Linked DNA regions of Mus musculus: region 2 is linked to region 1. Evidence: chromatin loops called from intact Hi-C (ENCODE). Cell type or tissue: left cerebral cortex. All regions are shown on one strand.

Region 1 (8,000 bases):
AAAACTAAAAACAAAAAGGCCGAGGACTGGGGAGATGGCTCAGATAGTAAAAATTCCTACTGCACTAGCACAAAGACCTGAGTTTGGAATCTCCAGCATCCACATGCTGTCCTGGAATGACCATACATCTGTAATCCTGTGCTGGGGTGGGGAGGGAGACAAGATCCTGGAGCACCACTTGCCTAGCCAATGATCAATCAAGCACTAGGTCCAGTGAGAGAGACCCTGCCCCAAAAACCAGGATGGAGTCAGGCATTGTGGCACATGTTTAACCCCAACATTCAGGAGACAGAGGCCCAGGGCTAAAATAGTCTCTGTCTCAAAAACAAACTAAAAAACCAAGCTGAGAATGAGAATGATACCTTCTGGCTTCCACATGCCATATATACATATACATGCTCACACGCACAGGCACACACATATGCACAGTGTAAGGACTAAATTGGGCACCCAGCAGCTAGACAGCCCAGAGAGAAAATAGAGTCTTGCAGCCTCAGCCTTCCTTTGTTTAGGGGGGATTACAGGACAGTGGGCCCTGCTGTCTCTCAACAGAAATACTCCAGGACCAAATCCCAAGCAGACAGAGGTATGGAGATGAGCTCTGTGTCATACACACACTGAAGATGGTCATATACAGACATGGGAGCAGAGGCAACTGAGTGGTCTTGGAGCAACTTGCCCTGTGGTACCCGGTCACAGACCTCCAGGACAAGGAAATTCCTGTGAAATCCAACTGGTGTGGGGCTGTTTACACAGCAACCTGGATAGATTGATCCAGTCTCGGGCTGAGGTGATGTCTTGGATGCCGAAATCTCTCAGGGACACAGGCCAGTTCAGTTCCCTAGGTACTGCCTTTCCCCCACAATGAAATGCCATCTGTGCTGGCTAGCTGTAACACATCAACTTGACACACAAACTACAGAGTTATCTGAGAGGAAGAAACCATAATTGAGAAAATGCCACTGTAAGATCTGGCTGTAAGACATTTTCTTAATTAGTGATTGATGGAGGAGGGCCAGCTTATGGTCCTGAGTTCTATAAGAAAGTAGGCTGAGCAAGCCATGGGAAACAAGCCAATAAGCAGCACCCCTCCATGACCTCTGTCTGTATCAGCTTCTGCCTCTAGGATCCTGCCCTGAGTTCCTGTCCTGACTTTCTTCAGTGATGAACAGTGCTGTCAAAGTGTAAGCCTAAGAACTCCTTTCCCCTCCAACTTGTTTTTTGGTCGTTGTTTCATCACAGCAATAAAAACCTTAACTAAGACACCACCACTCCCCAGGGATCTGCCATCTTGTAATGTTTTTGTTTGTTTTCAATTTAGAAGAATAGTTATTATGTATATACTACTAGAGGGCAGTGAGTTAGGCAGTAGTGAGTAAGCAGGGGCACACTACGTCCTCTGGCTGGCTGAACCTTGTGATCCTTCTGCCTCAGCCTCCTGAGTTCTAGGATTGCAGGTATGCCCCACCAGGCTTGACTTTAAGTCCTACTTTTCAACATTCAAGTATGTAAGTAGTTCCAGACAAGTATGGTAAATCCAACACTCTAGAGGCTGAGGCAGGAGGACTGCCATAAGTTCAAGGCCAGCCTGAGTTATATAGCTAACTTCTGTTTCAAAAATAACAAAAGCAGATATAAATAACCCGAGAACAGCCTGGTGGTGGTGTTGCACACCCTTAATCCCAGCACTCAGGAGGCAGGCGGAGGTAAATTTCTTGAGTTCCAGGCCAGCCTGGTCTACAGAGTGAGTTTCAGGACAGCCAGGGCTACAAGGAGAAACCCTGTCTCAAAAAACTGAAACCAAACCAAATAGCAACAAAAACAAACCCAAGAACTAGTTCTCTTCCTGTCCCAAGTGTCCTTCGCTCCACTGTCTGTGTATATCTTCAGTATGAGAGAGAAGGGCTTCCTTAGCCTCCTGGGGTCATTCAGAGAAGCCCATTCCAATAGAAATAAGACGGAAACCACATAGGTCATTCAAAGTACTTCATAACCCTTAAAAAGGTCAAAGGAGCAGGTGAATTTATTTCAATACTACATCTTGGTTCGTCCAATGAAACCACAGTTACCACTTAACTAGCAGTCAACACAAGCGAAGTATGAAAAGGACAGAGTTGACATTCTTTGTATTATTATTTGTATTTATTTGCTTATGTATATGTGTGCTAACACATGCCATACATGTAGAGGTCAGAGGACAAGTGATGAGAGCCAGTCTCTCCCTCTACCATGTGGGTCCTAGGGACTGAACCTGGGTTGTCCTCCTTGGCAGCAGGCACCCTTACCCACTGTGCCAGCTCACCTGCATTATCACCATCTGCACTGGCCATGCTGAAGGTGCTTAGAGGCCACACATGGTCAAAATGTCATCCCAGACAGGCTAATCTCCACCAGCACAGATAAACAACCCATGGAGCCAGATGTAGTACTGGGAGCACTGGGGGGCGAAGGGGAGGACGGTAAAGGCAGGAGGTTCAGGAGTTCTAAGCCAGATCCTGTCTATAAAGATGTAAGCAAAGGAATAAAGAAGGTGAGGGGAGAGACTGCTATGCTGGTGTTGTTTCTTGTCAAAGGAGGCACCAAATGTGGCTCTGCATTGCTTTGTCCAGCACAAAGAGGGACCCAAGGGTATTAGTGCCATAAACCCAGCCAAAGCAGCAGGGTTATGCCTACAATCAAAAGTGATGGAGTGCTGCTGTCCTTCTGAGACTCCGGGAACCAGCCAGCCATGAGTCTTGCAAAGTTTGCTATCAGGGACACTCTATGGGGAGATTTTTACTATGTGACTCCAGACCCCACCCTGTGGAGCTGTGGAGACCCAGGCCAATCCTCAGCTGCATACGAGTTAGGAAACAGGGCTCTTTTACTACAGTATCCTCAAGCCCGACTGAGCTATGTGTACTGTGGATTTCGAAAGGTTTGTGTGGAGCTTCTCCAGAGAATCCCTCCGTTTTGAAGATCAAGGACAGGGATGCTGCTCTCTCCACCTGCACTTTAAAGATGATGTGGTCCTGTCCTAATTCCTGACCACCCTCACGGGTGGTGTTCTCATGGACTACCTGGCAGCTGTGGGATAGAAGGTCCCTAGAGTGTCCTCCTGTGTGAGGGGTGACCTCCAAGGTCTATGTGTGGATGCTTTGGCCATCTGTGTAGAACTCACTTCTGGTAAGGACCCAGAAATAGCATGGCTATTGTTATCACAATGGATTTTAAGAACATTCCTTAGCAGCCAAGCCCAGCATACACAGTCACTGGTCACCACAAACTCATTGAGAGATGGTGTCTTAGTTAGGGTTTTACTACTGTGAACAGATATTATGAGCAAGGCAACTCTTTTTTTTTTAAAGATTTATTTATTATTATATGTAAATACACTGTAGCTGTCTTCAGACATTCCATAGTAGGGCATCAGATCTCATTGTGGATGGTTGTGAACTACCATGTGGTTGCTGGGATTTGAACTCAGTACCTTTGGAAGAGCAGTCAGTGCTCTTACCCGCTGAGCCATCTCACTAGCCCTGATCAAGGCAACTCTTATAAAAACAACATTTAATTGGGGCTGGCTTACAGGTTCTGAGGTTCAGTCCATTATCATCAAGGCAGGAACATGGCAGCATTCAGGCAGACATGGTACAGAAGGAGCTGAGAGTTCTACAACTTCATCTGAAGGCCACTAGGAGAAGGCCACTGACTTCCAGGCAGCTAGGACAAGGGTATTAAGGCCCACAACCACAGTGACACACCCACTCCAAAAAGGTCACACCTCCTAATAATGCCACTCCCTGGGCTGAGCATATATAAACCATCACAGATGGCCAAGAATGGTTGCTTCAATGCTTTTATGTGCACATACCACCTAGAGTGTTCCACAAAGTTCAGGGTTCAGAGCTTTCACACAACTTTGACCTCAAGGCTTATTTTTAGATTCTAGTGCTTGTGAGATCCATTCTCTACAACACCATGCTATTTCTATGACTATTTCAAATACAAGACTGTGTTATGCCGGGTGTGGTGGTACATGGCTTTAATCCCAGCACTCAGGAGGCAGAGTCAGCCGGATTTCTGAGTTCGAGGTCAGCCTGGTCTACAAAGTGAGTTCCAGGACTTCCAGGGCTACACAGAGAAACCCTGTCTCGAACCCCGAACCCCCCCTCCGCCCCCCAAAAAAGACGACTGTGTTCTGTTTCTCATGAGATTCTTCTGCATGGGGTGAGCATGCTTTCTACTGGAGCTGTGGACACTCTGGCACTCAGAAACAAGTCTGACCTAAGCTACTTATTTACTCCCCATCAATACAATCTTCTTAAGCTGGAAAAGGGAAGGGGAGAGAAAAGGTCTCTGACCTTAGCCTCAGCAGGCCAGGTGGAAGGGGTGACACAGAACAAGGCCCTTTCCTCTACCTTGAAAGCAATGCCACAGGCTCCCACAAGGTTGAGGATTCTGTCTCTGACCTCAGAGCTTGGAAATCCATTGTCTTCTCTGACTCCAATGTGCTCAACTCAGAGAGCATTTATGCAGCACCTGCTATCTTTAGTAAGCCCACCCCCTCCAGGGAGTCCAGAAGTAAAGACTTCCCTCTGCGAGGGCTGCTCTGTGTGTGTGTGTGTGTGTGTGTGTGTGTGTGTGTGTGGTTAGGGGGGTCTGCAGGGTATGCAACACCTGCACCTAACTCAAGTGAGATAGGATCTGGAAGGAGCCCTCAATGGATGGATAATTTGTAGGTAGATTTGTAGGTGGCTCTCTGCCTCCCTCTGCTGGCAGCGTTCCACTAGTGTGCCTCTGGCGAGCAAGAGATTCTCCAGATGGCATTTGTGTCCATCCCAAGATATTATTCATGATGCATACAAGGAAACTGAATGAAACAGTTCATTCAAGTTGGTTCACTAGATCCAGAGCCACATGACTCCCAGATCTACGAGAGAGGTCATCTTCCCCCAGAAAGAATGGAAGGGATCTCTCTAGCTATGCTGTCCACAAGCACTTCAAAATCAGAAATGGGTGCTCAGGGAGAAAGAGGGGTTTGGCAGGGCACTTTTCCAGGATCCCTGGACACAGCCAGTTTGGCACATGGCACCTTTTGCACACTGGGGTTCCTCCTGGATCTATCAAGGTCCTTGTTCTTTCCCTCCTGCCTGGACTCCTAGGGAGTCCACCCATACAATACGAATTACTACCCTTGTTTCAGATTCATGCCTTGCTGCTATGCTGGTGCTATCAGAAGCAGTTGCTGCCAGAAAACTCAATCTCTGCCCAAGGGCTTCATTAAGGTAGGCTCTACATTTGCTCCAGAAATACCACTTGCCTGGGATGCCCCAGGCTAACTCAAGCAGGCCAAACTGATCTGAAAAGCCCCTAGAACCTCCCTTACTTCCAAATATCTAGCAAATATCCCTTGGCAGACCTACAGACCCACAACCAAAGATCCCTTCCCTTTTGATACAGAGGCTCTACCCAGACTGTCCCAAAGAGCTCCTGCCCTGCTTTGACAAGTGCCTCTCAAGAGGCACATCTGGAGCTTCCTAGTGTTTGACACCTGCTCCAGGACAGAGGAGTAGCCTAATTCCCAATTGACCCTCTGTCCCAATTCCAGCCAGCAGTGCCTGGAGTACAGTTGTGCATCACCTTTGAATGTGCACTGGGAGACCTTCCTGCACTGTCTGTGCCCCTGGGTTAGTGTGATGTCAACATTCGCCTTGTGTTTTCTATTTCATCCCTACTCCCTGCTTATCACCTATAGGGTGGCTCTGTGATCTAAAAATGTCCTCTGAGACACAGAATAAGCCAAGCCTTATGCAGGACTCTGGAAACATGAAAGAGAAGCCATAGGCCAGGAAGCTGATAGTAGTGTAGTTAACAGGTATTGTACCTGGAAGGGAGGGGCCTACTGTGGATTCTGAGCCCCTGTTATCCATGACAATTCCAGAAGCCTTCAGGAAAGTCTTGGACAGGTTCTGATTACCATCTCTTTTCATGGGTGAAAAAATGCAGGTGTCTAACACCCTTGAATCTCTGGCTTCTAGAATCTTACAGTACAGTTGGACCACCCAACAAAATCCTCAAGCCATTTATCTGTTTTAGCAGCTGGGGGAGGGGTACCCAAAGGTGTGTCCGTTCCTGTGGGGAGGAAGGGCTGCAAGCCCCATTCTCAGCAGCCCAGGAGAGGGATAAAGTGCCAGGGCTTCTCTGGTTGGTACCTTCGGTCCACAGGTCAGCCCTCACTCATACCCACAGTGAGCACCCAGGGGCCTAAGATACATGGAAGGCAGGGCTGCCAAGGTGCATCTGCCTAGTATGGAGCTCCATCTGCAAACTAGCCTTGTACTATGGGCACATGAAAAAGTGAAACTGGCCTGAGGCTCCTTTCATGCTGCCTACCACTGCTCTCAGGGGTTTGGCCTGAAGCTTCAAGAAAGGATCTCCACTCACCTTGGCCACGTGGGAGCCAGCCTGGGTGGCACACTGGTATACACTATAGGGCCTGGAAACAAATGGCATACAACTCTCCTCAGCCCATCACCTCCTTATCCTTTAGGAAACCTCCCTCCCCCCATCAGTTCTTTCTACCCCTGTAGCCCTAACACACTTTTGTCTGGGACTACTCAGGGAGCCCTGTCTCCTGGGAGCTGACACTTTCTTCTCTTCAGGTTCTATGTCCATGCTGAGGGTTTGTCAGGGGCTGAGCATGGTGCCAAAAACAGAGCAGGCACAGACTATCAGGAACACTGAGGCTGGAACCACACCTGCTAGCAGGCATGAGGGACAGAGGCTCGAGGCCAAGAGACACCCTCTCTTTACCAAGACTACTACCTCTTCCTGTAGCAGTCTTCAGAGGCCTGCCCCTGGCTTCTCAGTGCCAGAAAGGAAACAGTACCTTGTGGCCTCCTGACTCAAGGAGGCCATAAGCCCTAGAGTAAGGGATGTCAAGTACACAGCATCTAGGCTAGGACTGTCCGGGGGGAATGCACTGACAGCTACATGTGGAGTTTTATACTTCCTAGTTACATTAAAGAAAAAATATATCACGTTTAATAAGAAGTTTTATTCAACCCAATGCTCTCAGAATACTCAACATTCAATAAACACTCACCAATGAATTCTTACCTATCTGGTATGCTTTATGTTCACAGTTCACAGCTCTATGTAACTGCCCAGGGGCCACCACACCAGACAGTGCAGCCTGGGAGAGGCTGACTGGGTAGCACTACAAAGAATACATGGTTACCAAGTGCTGGTCACAGTGTCAGAAGCCACAGGGAGTTCTGACACAGCCTTCATGCATGGGAGTCCTGTGTGCTCTGTAGTGCAGCCTAGGCTATAACAGCTTTGTACCAGATGCTGACTACATAGGACTCCAGGGAACTGGGGATGATGTGCCCAACTTCCAAATAAACGAAGAGTCCCCAGGCAAAGTGGAGGTACCCATGTAATGGTGGGGGCACCCATAAACTCAGGAGTCACCATTTGCCCTGCCTGCCTCAGGCAGTCCCAGTTTGTGCCCATTGCCTTTGCATATGCATTAAAGTACGCCATTCAAGTCCTCAAACTACCCAGTGGCTCTCCTGATGCCCAGAGAGGTTTCAGTCAACAGAGCAGGGCATATGGGCACAGACTGGGCCTAAAACCGGAGTCTGTCACTCAGAGGCCAGGTTAGCTTGGCTGCATGATGCCAGCCAGTCTATAGCAGGCATCGAGTCCTGTCCCTACCTTAGGATGGAGTCAGAGATGGGAGCCAGCACAGCTGTCCCTTTAACATCTCTACCCTTGGGGGCCTGAGAGTGGAGACCTTGCATTTTATTATTTATTTATTTGTTTGTTTATTTATTTAGACGAGGCCTTGCTATTATTTAGCTCTAGCCATCCTAGGGTTGGGGTTGCTGCTTCTTTTTAGGGACTTAAAGTTGAGTCTACCATGTGTTCAGAAAGAGTTTGGAAACCTGGCTCTCTAAAGATAAATGTTAGCTTTACAGAGTGACCCACAGTGCCACGTCAGAGGACATGAA
Region 2 (8,000 bases), 460 kb before region 1:
GTTTTTGTGGTATTTTGGCGAAGAATGTAGCTACCTTTTGCCTGAAGTCTTCCTGAGGCTAAGGCAAAGAAATTAATATTAATTGCATTAACAAAGTCTCAAAACAGCCCAGCAGACTTTCTCTGGTTGCACTTAGGGGTCTGACAGAGCTGACTCCTGTCTCCACAGACAGCACAGCCCCCGGCGGGCCCATCGGAGGACAGACGAGAGTGACTCTGCGCAATGAGCACATGCAGTACATCCTTACCTGGTTAGTCCTGCTGCCTGCTACCCCCTCCACCCACCCCACCCCGCACAGGCTATAATCTCTTTCAACCACAGGTACGGACTGTGTGCGGCCACATCATATTTGTGGTTCCAAAAATTTGTACGTCGGACACCCATCATGTGAAGTAAGGAGCCTGTTCCCAACAACCATAAAATAAAGATCTTGCTATGTAAAAACCATGGCTCAGTCTGAAACCGTTTTACAGGGCACACTCGCGCCAACCCAAATAACCAAAGGCAGTCAAGATAATTTTGTAATTATATTTAGGTACAGAAAATTTAGTGTACATTTAACCCAATTTAGTGGCGAGTTCTTTAGCCTTTGCTTTTTCCAGCTTGGCAATTCGAGCCACAGACTTAGGACCCAGGACGTTGCCTCCCCAGTGGCGACGGATCTGAAATGACAGAAGCAGTAGTCGTTAGCCTGTCCCCCTTACACTTTAAGGCATAGACCAATATTTTATGTATCAATCAAAATTAAGCCTGTGGCCTATATACTCACCTCGTCATATCTGTCATTATAATTGGTCCTAATAGCTTCCACCAGCTTAGCCAGAGCACCCTTGTCTTCCCTGGAAAGGCAATGAGGAAGGTCTCGTTACTGTTTAAGAAGCAGGAGTAATAAACCCTTCCCTCCCTGCCTTTTTGCCTCAGACAACAGTGTGACCACATAGTTGATTCAGGTGAAGAAATTCCTAAGCATCACTGGCAAATGGTCCAAAGCTGTGAGGGTAAGGTGTGGGCGCATAAATACTCACGAGTTAACCTGTGTGAAGGCAACGGTGGTGCATGTCTTCCTGTGGACCAGGTGCCCCAGCCTGGCCTTTCCCTTGATGATGCAGTAGGGCACCCCCATCTTTCGACACAGAGCAGGTAGGAAAACCACCAGCTAGAAGCAAACATGAGCTGTAGGTTGTTTTGGCAGAAGCAACAGCTAGCTGCACAGATACTTTGTGGCAATTGCTCAGGGTTAAAAAGCTCAGTAATTGCACTTCAAGGTCACTTCAGTCAAAGATTGACATCATTGCAAGAGCCACACCAATCTTTTCCCCAGCTCTTCAAACCCAGCAAGAGATCCCAACCTTCCAGAAGCCACACAGAACCTCACACCTACCTCAATGGGGTCTACGTCATGGGCAATCACCACCAGCTGAGCCTTCTTGTTCTCCACCAAGGTGGTGACTGTATTGACTCCTGGAACATACAACACAACCACTTTGCCTGTGTGCTCCGGCTGCTGCAGTCACAAAAATGCAGCTCCACTAAGCTGCGACTCAGGGTTAAAAAGCTCGATTTACTCTTCACAATATTTTCAGGTGAAGAAATTCACACATCACTGCACAGCCTGCCTTACCATCCTCCCTTTGGGGGGTGGGGGGGACGGGCAGGGAAGCACTGACCTGCTCGGAGGACAGGTGGTCTCTTAGTTGGGACGTCGCCTTTGCCAGCAGCTTTCTTCTCAGCACGGGCCAGTAGCCTTTGCTTCTTCTCTTGCTTTGTCTCTGGCCTGTACTTGTGGGCAAGCTTAAGCAGCTGAGTAGCTGGAAAACACATTCAATTGGACTCTAAGCCTGAATCCCTTTAAAGGCGCTGGGGCTATTACTTGGCCAGCAATCTCACGCCCAGGCCCAATTCTAACCTGTCACTTAACCTGGCATTGAAAAGTTGTGTCTGACCTCCTAGCCCTGAATGGCTGTGGCTCATGCCATTAATACCAGCACTCATGAAACAGGCAGCAATGCTGAGCTCCACAACTAGAGACCCTGATCCCCCAACAAAACCACCCTATTGTGGTACACTGATGAGACGGCAGGAGGTCAACACGGGGATCCTTCCTCAACTGCTTCCTCACCAAATCCCGCCCATTCCAGGTGGAGGGACTGGGGACCCCCTTCCACCTCTCTCTTCATAGCTGTATTAGTGTGGCCATGCACTGCAGTAAGGGCAAACTCGGGGCCAGTTTCTGGCTCTGGGGCCCGGAACCTCACCTGTCTGCCTGTCCAGGGCCTGGGTGAACTGGTTAATGGCAGGAGGGACTTTGAGCCGCTTGTAGAGGATAGCTCTTTGCCGCTGCAGTCTGATGTAGCGGGGCCATTTGACGAAGCGCGTTAAATCTCTTTTGGGCTGGATGTCCTGTCCTGGGAAGTTAAGAGGGACACTGTGACCGAGGCCTCTCCTCGGGCCGGCCTGCAGCCGAGGCAGTACCCAGGGCAGGAGGGCGTCGGTGCATCAGCGATCTTGGTGGTTCTAGTGTCATCACCACTCATCTGATAGCAAATATTCTGTCACATCATCTGCACACGACCACCATTCCCCTTCTCACACCAGCCGAGCATGCGCAGTGGCGGCTGCTCGGGACGGTGCCCGGCTCTCATTCAGTCCATTGCCCGTCAAGGCGCCTTGCCCTTGTGACACGCCGACGCCACTCCTTACCAATGCCGAAGTTCTTGGGCCTCTTCTCGAACAGAGGGTTGACCACCTTCTTGGCCTCCTGCTTCTTGACGACGGCGGGGGCCGGGGCCACCTTCTTCCCCTTGGCCTTCTTCCCTTTGGGCTGTACGGAAGAGAGAAACCCGTGCCATCGGGCAGCGGAGTCATTGCCTGTGAGTCGGTCGCTGTGGCTCCCTTTCCGCGAGGGACCCCGAGGAGACAGGGACGGCGGAGAACGCCGCTGACGGGCGACGGGCGGCGGATGGAGGCGGATAGCGCGGGGGCCCAGAGACACTCACCATCTTGCTCGGCTGCTGGAGAAAGAAAGAAGAGGGAATTGTGGGGGATAAGTAAGTGGCCGCAGATATCGCGAGAGCAGGCGCCCTCGCGGGATTTCGGATTTAAAGCGACAAGGACCCACTTCGGACTCTGACAGAGGGGCGGAGCCTGAGCGGGGGCGTGTCGGGCCGCGGCTGCGCGTTCGTCCAGGCGGGCGGGCCCTGGCACCGGACCGCAGGCTCCGAGAGGCGGCGGGAGGCGCCAGGAGTGAACGGAAGCCGCGGGAAGGAGCGTGCGGGTGCTTTGTTCCCTCGCCGTAAGGGCCTGCTGCCGGGCGTGTGTTCGTGGACGGAGCTGTTGTATCGGAAATCCCGGTCCCCAGCCCTCAGTACTCGGTTCGGGCCGGACCAGACTGGTTCTCGTCCAGGGCCCGCCATGGCCCAGCAGAGAGCCCTTCCCCAGAGCAAGGAGACGCTGCTGCAGTCATACAACAAGCGGCTCAAAGACGACATCAAGTCCATCATGGACAACTTCACCGAGATCATCAAGACCGCCAAGGTGTGTGGTAGCTGTTCCGAAGCCATTGGAGAAGGCTGGGACTGGTTTTCCCTGGGGCCTGGGTACAGGGGTGAGGAAAGCAGAGGGAATGTGACTCACCTGACCGGTGCGGGTAGGAGTGAAGAGGCGTTAAAAGTAATGGGACAGCAGATAAATAGAAGAGCCAAATAGTGACAAGCACAGAGCAGAGAGGAGAACTCTGGCCCGTTTGCCAGGGCTCTACGTTAGTTACTGAGCACTAGCCACCTGGGCTGAGGTTTACCCTTGCCATAGATTCTTGTGATGACTGGTGAGTTTAACCCTTAAACACCACAACCCTCATGTTGTGGTGACCTCCAGCCATAAAATTATTTTTGTTGCAACTACAGAACTGTTGTTACCCTTTGAGTCGTAAATGCCAGTGTTTTCCGATGGTCTTAGGCAGCCCCTGTGAAAGGCAATCCACAGGTTGAGAAATGCTGTTCTATTTAAATAATTTCTGAGAAGCCTCAAGCCCACTGAGGTCTGTGTTAGGCTCCAGCTGGTCCACCTGTAAGCTTAAACTCAGAGATCAGAAAGTTTGTCTTTTTAATCCTTTATTGAACATCTTTTCTTTCTTTTTAAGATTTATTTATTTAAGGACTGGAGAAATGGCTCAGTTAAGAGTACTGACTGCCCTTCTAGAGGTCCTGAGCTCAATTCCCAACAACCACATGGTGGCTCACAACCATCTGTAATGAGATCTGATGCCCTCTTCTGGTGTGTCTGAAGACAGCAACAGTGAACTCATATACATTAAATAAGTCAATGTCTTTTTAAAAGATTGATTTATTTAATGTATATGAGGACTCTATTTGCATCTATACCTGCAAGACAGAAGAGAACATCAGACAGAAGAGGGAGGGCATCAGATCCTATGGCAGCTGGTTGTGACCCACCTTGTGGTTGCTGGGAATCGAACTGAATGTACCATCTCTCTAGCCCTTTATTTCTTATAAACTGTCACAAAGACTGGGCAGTGTCCTTTTGACATGAAGTAACCTATCGTCACCCAGAGAACAAGAAGGGGTTGGAGACATTGCCAGTTGTCTAGACAGGAAGTAGGCTCTGGATCTGCGGGAAGGCCTGACAGGCTATGGTAAAGACATGAAGGCGGGTGGCGGCGGCGGCGGCGGCGGTGGCAGCTAAGCCAGGTGGCTGCTCCCTGTGTTGATTCTAGGCTTTTCTTATTTGCCCTCAGATTGAGGATGAGACGCAGGTGTCTCGGGCTACTCAGGGCGAACAGGACAATTATGAGATGCACGTTCGAGCAGCCAACATCGTGAGTGTGGGATGGAAGACACCATGGAGGGGTTGTAGGTAGAGTCCAGAGTAGCAGAGGAAAACAAGGGAGCAATGGGGTGGGCAGAGCCTGTCTTGGGGATTGCCCTCATAGGCACTGGGAGGAGGGCCTTGTCCGTTCTGTGGTGGTGATGAGAGGGAGGGCAGCTGTTCCTGTTGACATGAAGGTTTCCCAAGGCTGCTTGCGAATGGAAAAGGAAATGGTGGAATGAGTCCTGTGTGAAATGTGAGCCTCTTGATCTTGCAGAGAAAGCCCAGTAGGCAGTGTCTGTGCAGTGGGTATCGGCAGCGGTGTGGGGCACAGATGCCTGCGACTGCCCAACCTGCAGTTGTGCCGTATCTGGGAAAGGAGGAGTCAGGAGGAAAGTCGGCATGGTTTTCTGTTGGCTCTGAGTGGAATACGCAGGATGTGTACATGGTGTGAGTGGTGTGGTTGGGAAAGGAAAACTCCTTTAAGTGAGCAAACTTAGCCCACTTGGTCACGGAGGGTACTGATTTTGCCTCCCTGGCTGTGCCTCTGTCCTCACAGATACCTCTGTACAGGGCAGTGTTTTTCTTTGCAGAACGTAAACCAGACTTCCAGGATGCACTGCTGGCTCAGCAGCACGTACACAGAGCAGGGCCACTGTGTCTGCCTCCTTTTATATTTTACCCTGATTACGATGGTGCAGGTTCGAGCTGGTGAGTCACTGATGAAGCTGGTATCCGATCTCAAGCAGTTTCTGATCCTCAACGACTTCCCGTCTGTGAATGAAGCCATCGACCAGCGTAACCAGCAGCTTCGAGCCCTGCAGGAGGAGTGTGACCGCAAGCTCATCACCCTGCGGGACGAGGTCTCCATTGACCTATATGAGCTGGAGGAGGAGTACTACTCGTCCAGGTACAAATAGGGCTGGACTGCCATGCAGGTGCTGCCTGCTGCCTGCCCAGACCAGCTAGGGCCTGCAATGGCCTTGTGTTTTTCCAAGTTCTCCTTGGCAGCAGAGCCCCTGACTAGCTCGTTTGACGGACAGACAGTCATAGCCAGCCACCAGCAGGGGCCCAGGCCTTCCCTTCAATGAAGAGGGATGAAAACACAGGACTTGGTTGTGTGTCAACGGCTGTGGCCAGAAAAGGGTATCCCCCAGGGGGCGAGGAAGCCCTCCAGGGCAACACAGTCTCTGTCTTACTGCTTTAAATCTCTTGTCTGTCTAGACAGTTTAGTCAAGGCTGGATTGGCCCCTTGTGGCCTTCCAGGTCTCTAACGACGTTCACTTTCTGGGACAGCCCTGCCTACTGCTTGCTCAGAGATTCAGTTCCATGTGAATGTCATCAGACTCACAGTGGAGAGGTGGGATGGGGGAGGGGTAAGGAACTCAAGCAGGGTGGCTTTGACTCCTGGGCCCAAGATACCTGGATGTCAGCTCGGCCTTATTCATGGAGCTGGAGTCTCCTGGTGTCAGACCTATGTTAGTCTCAGAGGATAGCAGCAGGCAGGATCTGTCACATAGCTCTCTACAGGGCCACTTAGAATGTTGATACCTGAAACTTTCTGATCCAGAGAGGCCTTGAGAAATCAAGAGTCCAGTGTAAAATATGTCGTCGGAACCGGGCTGGAGAATGGAGGCCTTGCCCCACCCCATTAGCTTGAAGTTAAGGTTCCGGTCAGCAGCACCCTGCCTGACTCCCCCTGGTGGTAGGTTTGCTCCTGCTGCTGCTGCACAGAAGCTGCAGTCAACTACAGATGTCCAGTGCTGCAGTGGACATCTTGTTCCCATCTTAGACTCAGTGTCACTGCCAAGCTTCAGTAGTTCTAAAGTTCTCCAGAGAGTTCTGGGGTTATCTTTGGTCTCAGTGTTCATCAGCTTAGCAGAAAAGTGGGAGTATCTACTGTACCCCAAAGTGGCAGAGACTTAGACCAACCCAGGGTGAGTTCCTCACATCTTCCTGTCACTACCTTGTAGTACTTCAAGGACACTTGAGCGGATGAGTACTGGGACAGTGACTCAGTCCTGTACAAGGGTTGAGGGGATAAATTGCTCAGATAGGAACCCAGAGTGCTGGGTTTCCAAAGCCTCGGCCCCTCTGCATCACGTGCATACGTTTCTGGGATGATCTGTGTCCTCTTTGGGCAATCACCTCTCTCATATTCCTCATGGTAAAGCAGCTGCCCCATGCCTAGGAATTTCCTTAAATGGCAGAGTTCTTCGGTAGGTGAGGCAGTAGGTTTTGTCTGCCCCTATCAGCCTCCTGCCCACACCACCACCAGTTGCCCAGCTTCCCCTCTGCATGGCTACTCTTGCCTGTATACGAACTGCTTGCTCTTTCTGGCTTTGCCTTCCCTCCATTCTCCTGGGGATGCTACTCCCTTTGTCTTGGGTAGTTCTGCGAGAGACTGCTGGGGACAGGCATGGGAGAAAGCTAGGGCCTTGTGCATATTAGACAGCTGTAGAAACAGATGTGGTCCAAGTAGCCACTGCTATGACCACTGAGGCATTGTGCTTGCCTCCTCCTGTCTCTGGCTTTCCCTGTGTAATGTAAGGAAATGGAATGTGTAAAGCCTGGGGCTTAGAGCTGTAGAGCTAGAGTAGTGGTATATAGAGAAATGCTCAGACCTGTATTGCTGACTGTTACCCAGTTAGGCCAGGACCCTGTAGGGATGGAAACAGGTCTGCCACCAGGAGCTCTTTGTAAAGTCTCATCACTACCCTACTGGTAAGGGATGGGTAACAGGTAGAGGCTGATAGGAACAAGGAGAGTCCTATGTGTCAAGAAGGACCCATGGGGACAGTTTGCCTAAGTCACATGGCCTGTTGACACCACCTTTCTTTGGATGCAAGAGTGGCCAGAACCGCTTAGCAGAGGGGCCAGCACAGAGGAGAAGAAGGGGAGGCAGTCAGGTGATGTTCATTTCTTAACTCTGCATCTGTCTTGCTTTCCCCTCCCTGGCTTTCCTCTGCCTGCTCCTGTCACTCCTGGGGGTTTCTTGTGGTGGCAAAGCTCAAGTCTCTGCGAAGCTAATGACCTGCCTCTGTGTGAAGCTTACTGGAGGCTGGACCTCGACGCAGATTCTGCTGATGGCCTCTCAGCCCCTCTTCTGGCGTCCCCGGAGACTGGTGCTGGTCCCTTACAGTCTGCAGCCCCTGTCCACTCCCATGGTGGTGGCC

The links. Hi-C counts contacts between places; a loop is a spot of excess contacts. Peaks named below come from ENCODE experiments on the same cell type or tissue, not always from the same donor. Only the 100,000 strongest peaks of a DNase experiment are listed, where the experiment ranks them.
Region 2: it touches region 1 in a loop (2.9-fold over the local background); 18 of 42 quality-filtered maps call a loop at or near these places.

The regions. Positions count from the first base shown.
Region 1 is chr2:26,446,388-26,454,387 of GRCm38, reverse strand. All of the region lies in intron 1 of 0610009E02Rik (RIKEN cDNA 0610009E02 gene), which reads right to left. Among named protein-coding and RNA genes, the nearest start is that of 0610009E02Rik, 4.5 kb to the right of the region's middle. In left cerebral cortex, a CTCF peak has its summit at 4,764 (motif pointing left); a DNase peak (open chromatin) is centred at 4,760; H3K4me3 peaks cover 860 bases; H3K27ac peaks cover 464 bases.
Region 2 is chr2:26,905,827-26,913,826 of GRCm38, reverse strand. It overlaps Med22 (mediator complex subunit 22), which reads left to right and starts at 3,185. Exons shown (of 4, transcript NM_001033908.1): 1 at 3,185-3,534; 2 at 4,754-4,834; 3 at 5,526-5,734; 4 at 7,834-8,000. The coding sequence starts at 3,412. It overlaps Rpl7a (ribosomal protein L7A), which reads right to left and starts at 3,020. Exons shown (of 8, transcript NM_013721.3): 1 at 2,997-3,020; 2 at 2,701-2,821; 3 at 2,256-2,405; 4 at 1,668-1,808; 5 at 1,382-1,461; 6 at 1,026-1,156; 7 at 770-839; 8 at 516-662. The coding sequence starts at 2,999. The coding sequence ends at 558. It overlaps Surf1 (surfeit gene 1), which reads left to right. Exons shown (of 9, transcript NM_013677.2): 8 at 169-250; 9 at 322-449. The coding sequence ends at 391. Gm23969 (a small nucleolar RNA gene) reads right to left here and starts at 2,566; the gene lies at 2,493-2,566. It also overlaps LOC115489587, LOC115489586 and LOC115489588. In left cerebral cortex, CTCF peaks have their summits at 4,276 (motif pointing left) and 6,513 (motif pointing left); DNase peaks (open chromatin) are centred at 3,599, 4,043, 4,188, 6,540 and 2 more places; H3K4me3 peaks cover 2,764 bases; H3K27ac peaks cover 1,808 bases.